2 separate regions of the Homo sapiens genome follow, and region 2 is linked to region 1. The links are chromatin contacts, found by Hi-C or POLR2A ChIA-PET in ENCODE. All regions are on one chromosome and are shown on one strand. The core of a region is the stretch at or near the end of the contact, and the rest is flanking DNA. Distances in the headings are between cores, read along the strand shown. Region 1 holds the start of CTIF-AS1 (CTIF antisense RNA 1). Region 2 has its middle 24 kb from the start of SMAD7.

Region 1 (6,981 bases), core at 3,745-6,244:
TCCATCCATCCATCCATCCACCCATCCATTCTTTCATTCATCTATCTATCCATCCATCCATCCTTTCATCCATGTATCTATCCATCCATCCATCCATTCATCCTTTCATCCATCTACTCACCTACTCATCCATCCATCCATCCATCCATCCGCCCATCTATCCATCCTTTCATCCATCTATCTACTCACCTATTCATCCATCCATCCATCCACCCACCCATCCATTCTTTCATCCATCTATCTACTCACCTACTCATCCATCCATCCATCCATTCATCCACCCACCCACCCACCTACCCATCCATCCTTTCATTCATCTGTCTATTCACCTATCCATCCATCCATCCATCCATCCATCCATCCATCCATCCATCTATCCTTTCATCCATCTATCTACCCATCTACTCATCTATCCATCCATCCATCCACTCGGCAACATTTATGAAATATCTATGGTGTGTTAAATGCTACGTAAGTACAGGGATAACAAGAGGAACAATAAGACTTATAATTTATAGTCTAGTAGGGGGAAAGCAAGAGACTTGCTAGGTATATGGCATTGCAGCATAAGAAGGAATAGCGGTGGTGGAGAACTCCAGGCATATGGCATGAGAAAGATGTAAAAAAGCAAAAAATGTGCACTAGCAGAGTACAATGATGAATAAGTATTTCAAGATGCCTAAAATATATGGTGCTGGGGGTGGAATGTGCTTATAAAGAAGGCAAAGGCCACATATTTAAGGGCTCTAGATGCCATGGTACTGAGTTTGGATTTTATCCCAAGGGACTGGAGAGCCACTGAAAGATTTTAAACTGGAGAGTAGCATAGTAATACCTGTAGTTTAGAAAGATCCTATCTTGCATAGCATGGAGATGTAGGTAGGGTGGTGTTTGGACTGGAGGCAGGGGGACCGTTAGAAGGTTGCTGTGCAAAATTGGGGTGGCTTGAATTAAGGCTGGCAGGAAGGGAGGAGGATATTTAAGAGGCAGAATATGTTAAGAGGCAGAAGTGAGAGTGAGGAAAAGGATGAGGTAGAAGATGGCCAGCCCCCAGGTTTGGGGTTTGGTCAACTGCGTAAGTGATGATGCCATCAACAATATTGGGAAGGCAGGTGGAGGTGGTTTTAGGGAAAGTGAATGAGTTCAGTGTTAGAAATACTGAGTCCAGGGTCCTTGGGGATGACCAGGGAAGATGACTAATGGGAGAATGGTAATCTGGGATCATCAGCACCCAGGGATTAGTCAAGCCGTTGGTGTGAGTGAGGTGACCTGGAGAACACATGGAATGAGAAGAGAAGACGGCAGGGGCTCCCAACCTGAACACAGCAATGCCTAAAGGGTGAGAGAGGAGGAAGAGGAATCCCCAAAGAAGGAAGAAAAGGGTGGTCAGAGAGTTAAGCAGAACAGGAGGAAATGGCGTCATGAGGGCCAAGAGTTCCAAGAAGTACAAGGTCACCAGTGTCAAAGCTCAGAGAGGTCAAGTAAAACGAACAATGACCAAGGTCCCCTGGATTTGGTGATTAGAAGAGCATGGGTGACCTTTGCCATGATGACTTCAGTGCTGCTACTGGGGCAGTGGAAGCCTGGGCTGGGCCCCGCAGGGTTGGAGAGTGTGAAGGAGGTCCAGAAGTGCAGACAGAAAGAGCACACCATTTCTTTCTTTTTCTTTGGAATGAATTTCTGTACTTTCTTCTCTCTCTCTCTCCCCCACCCCCAACCCCAACCCCCTTCTTCTCTTCCTTCCTTTCCCTCTTTTCTTTGTTTTTGGAACTTGCCTATGGAAGAAGAAAAGGGGAGGATGCTAGGGGAAAGACACTGGCACAGGGTCACCTAGAATGGTCTGGGAATCTGGTGTGGTTAAAGTAGGAGAGTCTTGAGCCAGTTTAAAGGTAGAGGTGAGGTGCCAGAGTGCAGGAGAAGAGGATAATCAGAAAGGAGGAAAGGATCAAGTACATAGATCTGCCTTAAAGAAGAGTAGTGTCGCCCTCTGAAGTGGGAGGAAGGGCTGGTGTGGCCATGGATATAGGTGCTTGTGTAGATGCTAATGTTGCCTAGCCTGGCACCAAAGCTACAAAATTAGTGCTGTTTTATGTTAATCGCTCTTGCCTGCCCACAGTGCAGACACCTTCAGCAGAGGGGAATGGGCCCCCATGCCACTTTTCCACCAGTCTAACATGGAGCCTTGGTATGGTGGTTATGGTCAGATGTCAGGAAATTTGTGGTTCTGACCTGGCCTTCAGTCCAAGCTTGTGCCCTGTGGTCTGGCTGCCAGCCCTCCTAACTAAGGCGGGCGGGCACCCTAGCTGCGGACCAGGCGCCCCAGAGGGAATAATTAGCCTCCTTCCTGCCGGGCTTGCAAACCACCCCGTACAAAGTAGCGACAGTGGATGTCACATGGGGGATGCTTCATCCCACAGCTGGCCCGGGGGCTGGAAATATAATTTGGGGCTCAGGGTAGACACCAAATTCTTCTGGAGACATTGGATCCAGAAGGCAGGGCTACAACTCCAGCGGCTTCTCCTGTGGACCAAGCTCCAGCTAGTGGCCTAGACAGGGGCTAGTTCTGTTCACAGTGCCTGCAGCCAGGAATCCCCAGGACCCTGGGGTGGGTTTGAGACTCCAGGGAAGCAGCTGTGCCTGCAGCCAGTGCCTCCCAGCTTCCCCTTTAGGCCCTCCCCATCCCTTCTGGAAGCTTCTTCTGTGCTCACTGCCCCCAGTCCAAGATCCCTCCTGAGGAGTGAACAGGAAATGCCTAAGGCAGCTCTGAGGTTCCCCTTTTGAGAGGGGGCCTCTGAGGGTGAACAGCACCTTCGGAATCCTCATGCTCACCTGGCTTACATATTTTGAGTGGTTGTTCTATGTGCTCTGTGTGTTTTTAAAGATCCATTTGATCTTTCTACCAGATGATCTGAGTTAGGCACCACTGCAACGCTCTTCATGTCACAGCTACAGAAACTGAGGCACAGGGAAGGAAATGATTTCTCCAAGAGCACACAAGTAGGTAGAAAAATAGCTTCACTCCTGCTCCCCAGTGAGTGCCCACATAAATAGGCTGATGGGGAGAGGCCGGCCAAAGGTGGGGTGATGGCACATCTCGTTTGCCTGGAATAGTTCCAGTTTTCACCTGTCATCTCAAAGTCATTAGTAAAAGCATCCTTTCCACTCTCCAAACTGCCCTGATGTGGATCATATACGGTCACCTAGATAAGGGAGGGGTGCTGGGAGGTTGGGAGTTTTTCCCAGGCCTCCCAGATCCCCTGGGTAGTCCACAGCCCTCTGGCCTATTCCATTTCCCTTCCCCGTGCCTCAGGGCCCCCATTATAAATGGGGCCTCAGGGCCATCTAGGGGCTGGGTAGCTGGGGTGGGGAGGAGGGCTCGAGAGGCTACCGAGTGTCCCATGGCCTAGAGATGGGTGGTTATCATCACAGGAGATCAGAACTCCTGGCTCGCAGGCGGCACCTGAGCCTGCAAGCCCTCCCCACTCCGCAGGGAACAGGATGGAGTTATGGTCACTGGGAACACTGGGCACAGCTCCCTGCTGGAGCGCAGGGCCCTGGGGAGGGCAGATGGAGGAGAGAAGGGTAGAAGAGCAGTTACGCCCAGCCCCGCACTGGGCAGCCCAGTCAGCAGTGCCTGGCCTAGGGGGAAATCTCTGACCCTCCCCACTGAGGCCACCCTCTCCAGGAAGGACTGCACTGTATGTCTGACTCTGCACAACAGAGCTCCTTGAGACAGGGGATAGTTTGGGCAGCCAGGGGCCAGTCCTGGGGCTTGGGGTGGGTGGGAGGCTCCCCTCAAAGGCTCACAGGTCTCTGAAATCACAGGTCCCTCCACAGCCCCGACATCCACCAGGCTGGGACCCCGGGCAAGCAGAAGGGTAGGGCAGGGGGCTCAGGCTGCCATCTGCTTCTGGCTGAGCCTCCTCCCTGCCCCCAGCTCCAGCCCCTTCCCCCAGTCCCTGCCCCTGCTTCTGGCCCCTACCTCCACCCACCTGAGGCCTGGACTTGACCTTGCTGGCTGTGGGGGCAGGGTGTGATAAGTGTCTCCGTGGAGGGAGCTAGCTGCCTGCAAAGGCATTTTCCGCTCTCTAAAGTAAACAATCAAACAGGAAATTAATCGAGAAACCCACATCAACGGAAGGTTCAGGTTGTGATTTTCACAGCCCCAGAGCCAGGAAATTCAAAGTTATAGTTCCCATAGTAACTTGCCTGTAGAATCAGCGACTGCTGGGCTGGAACAAGGCCCTGTGGGGTCACCTAGGCCAGCCCTGGCCTCTGGAAAGCATTGCCCAGCAGTAAGTCTGAGAGTCTTGGGGGTAGGCTGCTCTTCTGAGGCGGAACATTAATCCTGGGAACACTGTGAGGCCAGGGCTCTCCCTTCCGCGCTAACAGGAATGGGCGCTCGGCTGACCTCTCAAGGATTCCGTTGACCCATCTTCTATAATATATTCCCGTATTCCCTCTAGCACTCCCACCCACAGGCCTGCGTTCTATGAAACGGGAATAATACTCACCAGGCCTCCTGCCTCACAGGCTTCAAGGCAGCCAAGAGCGGGGCTGAGCGAGGCCTGGTTTTTCACACTCAGGCCCCACCACCCTCGTTCTACTCAGTCCCATGAGGCCTGACCTCCCCATCCCCGCAGCCCCTGAATCTTGTAATTGGCATTGGCCCATCCCCTGGTTGTTTCTCTTCCAAGAGACGTTTCAGTTGACTGACAAGTCCAGGAGCTTCGAAAACAGCCACCAAGGCAGCTCCATTACTTGAACGTCCCCGTCTCTCCAACCCTCCCACCCCCTGGCAGGACCAAATACATTGATATTAGCTGAGTGCACACTTAACTGCCCCCGATTGAGAACCAGGTAGATTTAATGAAACCGGAGGCAAAGCCTCCTCCACCTTCCAGTAGGTAGGGGCTGTGCGTCTTGGGTGGAGTTCTCTTTTGTGTGTGAGCGCTGAGGAGTCCCTGCCTGGCAGGAAAGGAGATAAGGGCGTTGGAGCTCAGCCCCAGAAGGAAACAGTCTGGAATCCTTCCCTGAGAGCCACCCTGCCCTCCCACCCGAGATGGCCACTGATAGCCGCCTGGCCTTATCAGCCAGGTGCGGGACCCCTGGGATAACACCGGCTGAGGAGACAGTGAGCGCTTCCCAGGCACCGGGCTGGTGGGAGAGGGGCCTGCCCGCCTGCCCGCCTGCCTGCCCACCAGCCTGGCCCCCGAGCCAGCGTCTTGAATCGAGCAAAGCAGTGGCAAGACAGAAGTGGCGCCTGCTGGAAAGAGACAGAGCGTCTCCTTGATTTCCTAACAGGCCCAGCCATATGCCAGGGGCGGACAGGCCAGCTCAGAACGCCGGGCCTGGCTTGCGAAACAGTCCTTTCCTCCTCTGGGTAAGCTTCCCTGGGGGCGACTAAACCACAGTCCAGCCACTCAATTCCCTAGAGGAGCTGGGCTGAGCCGGGGCCACGAGGGCGCTGCCCTAGGCAGAGAGGTTGAGTTCTCTGCTGTCCCAGAGGGAAGCTCAGGGAGGGCCCGGCTGCAGAGGCCACCCATCAGCTCAGAAGGAGGGCCTCCCCATGCCCAGAGCCCAGGGGCCGCTCCAGCCACTGGCCCCTGCTTGCTCACCAACTGGGCACAAGATTATCTGCAAGGCTATGCCAACCTACAGTTCCCTGAGACTGGGAAGAAGCTTCTTAGAAGATTGTTTATGGGATGCCTACATTAACCAGGTGCCCTCTTAAATGTAGGGGGCTTTTACCAACCTCAGACTTTACAGAGCATGAGTCAGGGAGGGCATAAATAACGAGCAAGGGTCATTGGAGGACTTAGAAAAGGGACACACTGGCCCACTCCTCTGCCACCAAGCACGGAATTTTGAAGAAACCTTTGCTTAAACCATGTTCTTTTTTGCATGATAATCTTGGCATGCTGTATTGAAGAAGGATCAACACTTGTAGTAGCCTGGTTTCCAGACAGAGGTGCCCATCTTCTGGGGTGGGGGTGGGGGTGGGGGTGGAGTGAAGCCTTGTGGCAGGAGCTGGGTTGGAGGGCTATCCTTTGGGTGAGGGAGTGCAGCTGGTTCTGCAGTGGGTTTGGGCAGAATGCAGTAACCAAGGACCAACTGGGTAGGGACAGCTGGGCCGGAGACAATTAAGCTCTGTTACTGTTCAGAGAAGAATCGGGCTGTGCTAAGGGCATAATTAGCATTGTGCTCAGAGGAGCAGCCACCCATTGGAGGAGCAGACAGGCCTGGGCTGAGAAAAGGGCCTGGGGCTGCCCAGGGTGTCAGTAGGGATTTGGTAAGTACTCTTTGCCAAGTCTAAGAGACTCGGAGATAAGAGAAGTTAATTGGCACCTGGAAGTTTGTTTGGCTTTAGAGCCTTACCCTTAGCAGAATATAAATTTTAATAATGGGGCAACTCTTTTTCTAAGTCGAGATGATCTTTTTGGATGAATGAGCATGTGAGTCAATATTCTGTTATCACCTGTGCATTCTCACTGTGTTCAACTGACCAGGCTGCATGGGGATGAGGGCTTAGCCTGGCATTCAGGCGGCTCGCTGGGCCACTTCTGCTCTGGGCCCTACAGTCTTCCCACCTTGCCCCCTTCACAGACCTCCAATCCACCCAAACTCGTCTGTTCACAGGTCTAAGGATGCATCCTGCCCTTATCTGCCTCTGGGTTTTGCTGACAATTCTCTTGGCTGAGCATGCCTTTTCTGATCTTGGCTCCATTGACCAGATCCCTTAAGAACAATGGTAAGAGCCTCATCCAGGAAGCCTTCCCTGATCTTCTCTGACCTCCGTAGCCAGAAGACTCACCACTCCCAGCCTGGGAGCAACTGTTGCTTCTACCTAGTTCTAGGTCTAGTCTAGCATCTACCTAGACTAGCTTTTCTTCACACTGCTCACACAGGCACTTGAGTCCACCTGGGCCTCTCGGAAGACCTGAAGATTGGATTTGAAAGAAAGCATGGCTTTCTGCTGGC
Region 2 (6,923 bases), core at 1,689-4,188, 130 kb before region 1:
CCTCCTGGGTTCCACAGAAGCAATGGGGATGCCCGGGACACCTCCTTCCTTCAATTGCACCTGCTGCCCCTCCCCGGAAGTTCCTCCATTGCTTTTCCCCCGTGGCCCCTCCAAATACTCCAGGATACCAGGATGTGGAAGGCACTTTAAAGCCACCCTCTCATTTTACAGATGAGGACACTGCGGCCCTTACAGGGAAGGGACTCGCCCAAGGTCACAGAGGTACAGCTAACACCACGGGCACGCCTCGAACCAGGCACCCACCTAAGCGCCCTCATCTCCTCACGCCAGGCCCGAGGTGGGACCTTCTCCATCTTACACAGGGGAGGACTTGGCCTGGGGTTGAGAGAAGCCAATATGGCCCAGGTCACAGCACTAGAAAGAGGGCAGGATTCTCACAGGGTCCCCTCTGCCTCCAAGGCCCTGCTGCTGACCCTGACGCTCACACTCGGTGTCCCCCACACAGCGATGAATCTGTCGTGTCCACTGAGAGAGGAAGACAGATCCTCTCAGTACCATCTGCCAGGGACAGGGTTAGGGAGGCTGGGCAGCTCACTCAGCCTAAGTTTGTTTCCCCAGTAGTCAAACGGGGATAATAATAGTAACATTTGGGGCTTGTAAGATTTCCATAAAACATGTGACGCCTTCTCTTTGGAGACCTCAACAAGCAACGTTTCTCCTCTCCATCCCCTTCCATGACCAAAGTGCTACCCTCACCAAGCCTCCTAGCCTCCTGGCTTCCCACACCCTTAGGGCTTCGGCCAGCTTTCTTGGGGTACCACCTACATACAGTATGATGCACCCATTTTGCATTCAGTGTTGGATGAGTTGGGACAACTGTATACTTCCATCCACATAACCGCTCCCGGAAATGGGGCACCCAGGGCCAGGGAGGAATGGGGGGTGAGGGGCCATGGGGGAAAGGCCTTCCAGTGGGGAAGGTTACTGACTCCTCAGTAACCTGAAGTCTCAGGGTCCAGAGAGGCCGGTAGGTGGGTGGGGAGTGCTCTGCGGTCGCAGGTGCCAGAGACTGAATCAAGATATGGGACAGTTCCATCACCCCCAGAATTCCCTTGTCCTCATCCCAGTCACTGCCCCCACCCCCACCGCAAGACAACCAATACTTTTGGTGGACTAGGGACTACATTTGTCTCTTCTAGGGTTTTCCATAAATGGGGGCCACACCATATGTATCCTTTTGTGTTTGGCTTCTTCACTCAGCATAATAATGTATGTGGGGTTTACTCAGCTTCGCCCGTCAGTAGTCTGATCCCTTTTATGCCTGCAGAACAGAACCAGGAAGAGGTGGCCTCTCCGCCGCTGTGCCTCCTCAGAACCTGCTGTGGCTTCTGAGCAGCGGTGGCTTCAGTGCTGGGCACACTGGGCCTGGCCCACAGGAAGGGCTCAAGTTCGTTGCGAGCAAATTGACTGAACCCTTGATATTCGGGAAAACACAAATTGCCTAAACTAGGCGGGGAGTCATTTCATTGCTTTTCTTTTCTTTTCTTTTCTTTTTTTTTTTTGAGACGGAGTCTCGCTTTGTCGCCCAGGCTGGAGTGCAATGGCGCCATCTCGGCTCACTACAACCTCCTTCTCCCGGGTTCTACTGATTCTCGTGCCTCAGCCTCTCAAGTAGCTGGGATTACAGGCATGCGCCACATGCACGGCCAATTTCTTTCCCCCCCCCCCTTTTTTTTTTGTATTTTTAATAGAGACAGGGTTTCACCATGTTTGCCAGGCTGGTCTTGAACTCCTAACCTCAGGTGATCCCCCAGCCTGGGCCTCCCAAAGTGCTGCGATTACAGGCGTGAGCCACCTAACCGGCCCATTTCATTGTTTTTCAAGCAGTCCCACCAGCGTGGAGAGGAAGGGGTAAAATTTAAATACGATGAAGAGGAAAGGACGGCTTAAGATAAAGAGCTTGGGCTGACGAGGGAATAGTCCCAGGGTTCAATTATCCAGCAGAGCGCGGCCTCCCCACGCCCGCCCACCGGGGATAATTAAAAGCCGGACGCCTCGGTCCCTTCCCCAGGGAGGCGGCGGCGCTCCGCGTGTGAAACGGCGCTCAGAAATGAACGGCGACACAGTGGCTTCATTGTTCGGCGGCGGGGGAAACTGAGGCCGGAGGGCGGCCGCCGGGTGACTGGAGGCTGGGTCACCACGTGAGTCAGAGGCGCAGACGGGCAAGATTGCTGTCATTAAGGTTTACAGGTCTGCAGCCGCCGCCGCGGCTGTGCGGCCCGAGCCGCGCCCGGCCCGGGTCTCGCTCGGCCACCCCGCCTCGGCGCCTCGAGCGCAACTGCGGGTGGCTCGGCCACCGCGGGGGGCTGGAGAGGTGACCCCGACGGTCTCCGCCCGCCCTGCGCTCCTCTGCCGCCGCCGCCGCCGCCCCGCTCCCGCGGGCCCGCCCTCTGACAGCGCCCGCTGAGGGCCAAGCCTGGCGGCTGGAACCTGAGCCCCGGGGTGGCTGCCACCCCCGCCCGGCCTCTACCTGCGCCACCCGCGCGGCGCCCCGGGAGGCGGCGCGAGCTCTGGGAGCGCGGCGCCGGGAAGACGGCATACGGCCCGGCCCTCGCCGCCGCCCGGCGCCTCCGCTGCGCGCGCGCCCGCCGCCCCGCCCCCCACTCCTGGGCGCGCGCACCTCGCTTCTCCCGAGGCCGCGGGGTCCCGGTTGCGCGCCCGGCCCGCCCGCCCCTTCCCCCTGCCTCCCCGGCCTCGCGTCGCCACCCGGCTGAGTCACGGGCCGCGCACACTGCACGTCTGACTGCACGGGCCCCTCGGGCCTGCACCTCCGCGGCCCGGAAGGGACGGAAGCCCCGCGTCCCCACCCCCACCCCGGGAGGGTCCCTGCGGCAGTTACGGGGGAGCAGCGATAGCTGCCCTGGAGGTCGCATTCCCACCCGGCCCCCGAGTTCTCCGGGAGAACTCCCCCGCAGCCTCGGCGGCATCGCCTCCTCCAATCTCCCCAGGAATCGTGTTTCCCCCAACCCTGCCTCCGTGCGCGCCGGGGTGGCGGCGGGATCCCGGTGCCGCCACCCCTCGGCCCCTCCGCCGCCGTGCGGGACCGCGATGGGGGAGGGGACAGGCCCGGTTTCGGTGAGGGGGCTGGGGTCGGCCACGCCCTCTTCCCTGGCCCCAGGGTGGGGGCCGCGAGGATGGCGGGGTCACCGGGCTGAACTCGCGCCTGTCTGACCTGCGGGGGTGTAGGCGGTGTGGACTGTGGACTGGAAGACGTCCTTAAATTTTTAAAAATAGTCTTGCCGTATGGAGAAGAACACTGGAACCTTTAAGTCCGCATCCCCTCGCCCGATTCGGCTCGTCTTAGTCCAGAGTGTAACTCCAAACATACTTATTAAGAAACTGTTGCTTTATTTTGACTCGTTTACATAAAATTTCCACTTTGGGGGGGATGGCGGTGGGCTTGTGGATTCCCTAAAATAACTTTTAATGGAGCGAAGCCTTCCATTATGGGAAGCGCCTAGACGCGGAGAGGCGTCTGGGGGCCTGGGTTGCCGTCACAGCCCTGCCACCAGCTGGCTGAGCGACCGGGGCACGTCGCTGCCCCCTCTGCCCGTGTTAGGAGAGTGGCCGCGGCGGGGCGACTGCACGAGCTGCCCCTAGGATTGAAAGACAGAGGCTGTCTCTCCTTAACTTGCTTTGATCCTGCAGAGAAGCAAAATGGAGTGAGATTAAAAATAAAGAAGATGCAAGCAGTTTGCTTTTCTGAATGGTGTGCCTTCCGCCCCGCTCCAGTTGTATTTATCATGCAGACAAGGTCAAGGTAACCTTCACGGTCTGGCCAGTTCCATTAAGTACAGAGTGCCCTTTCACTAGGAGGAGACCTCCATTGAGAACTTTACTTCCCACATCACTCGGGAACCTTCAGGGCTTTGAAGGCTCCTACTCCAAAGGGTCAGGAGGGGAGAGGCCCGGAGGGAATGCGAAGAGAGACTTTTCACAAAGGGAGAGAAGAATGAAGGTGAACAGGTGATGTCGACTTGATGTGTGACATTTAGGGATTCATAAACGGTTTATGGTCCTGTCCCAGGAGGCCCTGCCCTCCCCACCCCCATGGCTCCGAGGGGCTGAGTAATGTGGACACCCCGAGGTAGCGAGGTAGCGCAGCTAGGAGACTTTACTGCCTGGTCCTGCGCTCTGCTAACCTGCCTGCTTCCTTCCTCCCTCCCCTCTGCTCTGCCAGGGTGGGTAGGGGGGTGAGTGGAACAGAGCCCACAGGGATGCTGTTTCACAAAGCTAGTGTCAGGGTCCCCTCCCACCGCCCCCCAGCAGCACACACGTGCATTAGCATGTCTGTGATGGGTGAGAGGCAGCTGCAGGGAATCGCAAGGTTAATTTAAAATGATGGAGTGGTGGGAAGAATGAAAGGCCACGATTAGAGCTCAACTTTGAAAGAAGGCAGGGGAACAATTACTTTAAAAGGTTTTAATTGGTCCTGTTCTGAAGAACTCACTCCTCCTTTGCTAAAACCCTAGGCCAGCTCAGACCTGCATTTCTGGATTGCCCAAGTGCCTCCCTGTTTTTCCCCTTTGAACAGTAATTCTCAGAGTGAATGCCTCCACTGCCCTCTCTCCGTAGCCTTCTCGGTTTTGGTATATGGGTGTGTGTGTGTGTGTGTGTGTGTGTGTGTGTGTTTGTGTGTGTGTGTAGCTAGCTGGCTACTTATCTATCTTTATATAGCAGATTTGCAGGCTGGCAGGTCAAAGGACTTGCAGGAGGAGAAGAGGGCCTCTCTAAATTATTCTCTCAACTCCTTAGCCTGACTCACTTGGGGCGGGTCTACATTGCAATCTAAGTAAAGTGAGGGAGGAAAGTGGCTTCTAGCAAACTGAAAACCTTTTGAGAGAAAGGGCGATGGGCCTGAAGGTGAGGTCCTAGCTATGCCAGCCATGGAAACAAACACCCTGTAAAACACTGAACTCCCTTTCAAGTTACTTGCAATTGACTGGCTTGCACCAGATAATAAGGCTGGGTTCTTTCCCGCAAGAGAACTACCTACATCTTAATGGAAAAAGGGGTCAAAAGTGGCCAGTCTGCTCTGTTCAAAATGTTCAAAAATGGCGGATCCTAGGACTGGGGCTGGAAATGCTGAAGATGAGTCCGGAACACCTTGTGGTTCTGGGAAGTAAGAAAGTGCTCAAGATGAAAGGGATGTGGGTATGTCAGAAGGACACAGGGACCAACCTGAAAGAGGGCCCAGCCTCAAACCTGGAACAACTGGAACAACAAAATCAATAATGTAGTATTAGATTCAAATATAAAATATAAAATAGGGGCCGGGTGCGGTGGTTCACGCCTGTAATCCCAGCACTTCGGGAGGCTGAGGCAGGCGGATCACTTGAGGTCAGGAGTTTTGAGACCAGCCTGGCCAACACGGTGAAACCCCATTTCTACTAAAAATACAAAAATTAGCTGGGCGTGGTGGCGGGCACCTGTAACCCCAGCTACTCGGGAGGCTGAGGCAGGAGAATCACTTGAAAGCAGAGGTTGCAGTGAGCCAAGATTGCACCACTGCACTCCGGCCTGGGCAACAAGAGCGAAACTCTGTCTCAATAAATAAATAAATAAATAAATAAATAAATAAAATACTTGTGAATGAACCCATGCTAATACAAAGGCATGGTTGGATAAGTGCATGGAGAAGAAGAGACAATCTCGCATGCAGATAATTTCAAATAATTCATGTAGACAAAACACTACGTATCTGTGTATGTAGGTAAACTCCCCTGAAGGAAGTGGAGCCTAATTCCCTCTCCCGTTGAGGGTGCACTGCCCTTAGTGATTTGCTTCCAAAGGCTACACACAGTATGGAAGGAGGTTGTGGGAGAGAAGAACTTTATAGTGGGGAAACCTGCAAACACTACCTGACCAGTGCTGAAGGTCAGCATCACCAGTGCTAAGTCATGTTGACAGCATGCACCGCAATATGATGTGGACTTCTTTTCCCTAACCCATAATTCCAGTCTAACGATGAGAAAAACATCAGACAAATCCTGTTGAAGGACATTCTACAAAATACTTGACCTGTGTGGAATCCTGGATGGGTTCTGGAAGAGAAAAAGGACGTTAGGGAAAAATGAATTGGAGTAAAGTATGGAATTTCGTTAATAGTAATATACCAACGCTAGTTTCAGGGTTGTGACGAATATTGACAGAATAATTTAAGATGGAAATTGAATATGGGGTAATACTGGAACTCTCTTTGCAACCTTCCTGTAAACCTAAAAATATTCTAAAAGAAAAGGTTAAAAAAAATAAAAAGACCCAATTTAGCTGGTCTAGATTGGGCCTTAGAATCACAGGATTCACAGGATTTAGGCATTCTAAGAAGGGGAAGGGTTAGCAATGGCGCCCAGGGGACCCTTAGAAAGAAACTGCCGAGACCGGTTGGCGAGTTGATCAGGCAGAGTAAAATAATTTGGTTTTTAAATCACATCCTAGCCCATGTATTGTGATTTTAAAGTAGCTTGCAGTTGTCCAAACCAAAAAGAACTCCATCCTGAATTCCTCTAGGTGTAAACTGAAATTTAAAAAAAAGTGCATTTTAAAAAATATGATCTTTGGCTGGGTGGGGTGGTTCACGCCTGTAATCCCAGCACTTTGGGAGGCCGAGGCGGGTGGATCATGAGGTCAGGAGTTCAAGACCAGTTTGGCCAAGATGGCGAAACTCTGTCACTACTAAAAATACAAAAAAATTGAGCAGGGCATAGTGGCAGATGCCTGTAATACCAGCTACTTGGAGGGTGAGGCAGAGAATTGCTTGAACCCGGGAGGCACAGTTTGCAGTGAGCCGAGATAGTGCCACTGCACTCCAGCCTGGGTGACAGAGCGAGACGCCGTTTCAAAAAAAAAAAAAAATGTGATCTTGTTCATATACAGTTCAAAGCAGGCAAAAGTAACCTCAG

What was found. Hi-C counts contacts between places; a loop is a spot of excess contacts on that map. ChIA-PET counts read pairs that join two places held with the same protein, here RNA polymerase II (POLR2A). Pooled maps may share reads with other maps.
Region 2: a pooled map shows a loop between it and region 1 (2.3-fold over the local background). The contact joins the enhancer-like site here to the promoter of CTIF-AS1 in region 1. A Hi-C loop is called at or near these places in 1 of 168 maps with a recorded cell type or tissue (naive thymus-derived CD4-positive, alpha-beta T cell) and 7 of 50 pooled maps. POLR2A ChIA-PET finds 5 or more read pairs at or near these places in 5 of 52 experiments (BJ, CD8-positive, alpha-beta memory T cell, H1 and 2 more).

What each region holds. Positions count from the first base shown.
Region 1 is chr18:48,839,891-48,846,871 of GRCh38, reverse strand. It overlaps CTIF-AS1 (CTIF antisense RNA 1), which reads left to right and starts at 4,994. Exons shown (of 3, transcript XR_935449.3): 1 at 4,994-5,383; 2 at 6,640-6,751. The region is part of intron 10 of CTIF (cap binding complex dependent translation initiation factor); the gene reads right to left. RefSeq lists an enhancer at 1,834-2,334.
Region 2 is chr18:48,971,651-48,978,573 of GRCh38, reverse strand. No RefSeq gene overlaps it. Among named protein-coding and RNA genes, the nearest start is that of SMAD7, 24 kb to the right of the region's middle. RefSeq lists silencers at 2,170-2,289, 2,320-2,619, 2,720-2,839. Within about 2 kb of position 2,938, at least 24 of the 41 ENCODE cell types and tissues checked have a DNase peak (open chromatin) inside an H3K27ac peak, as active enhancers do.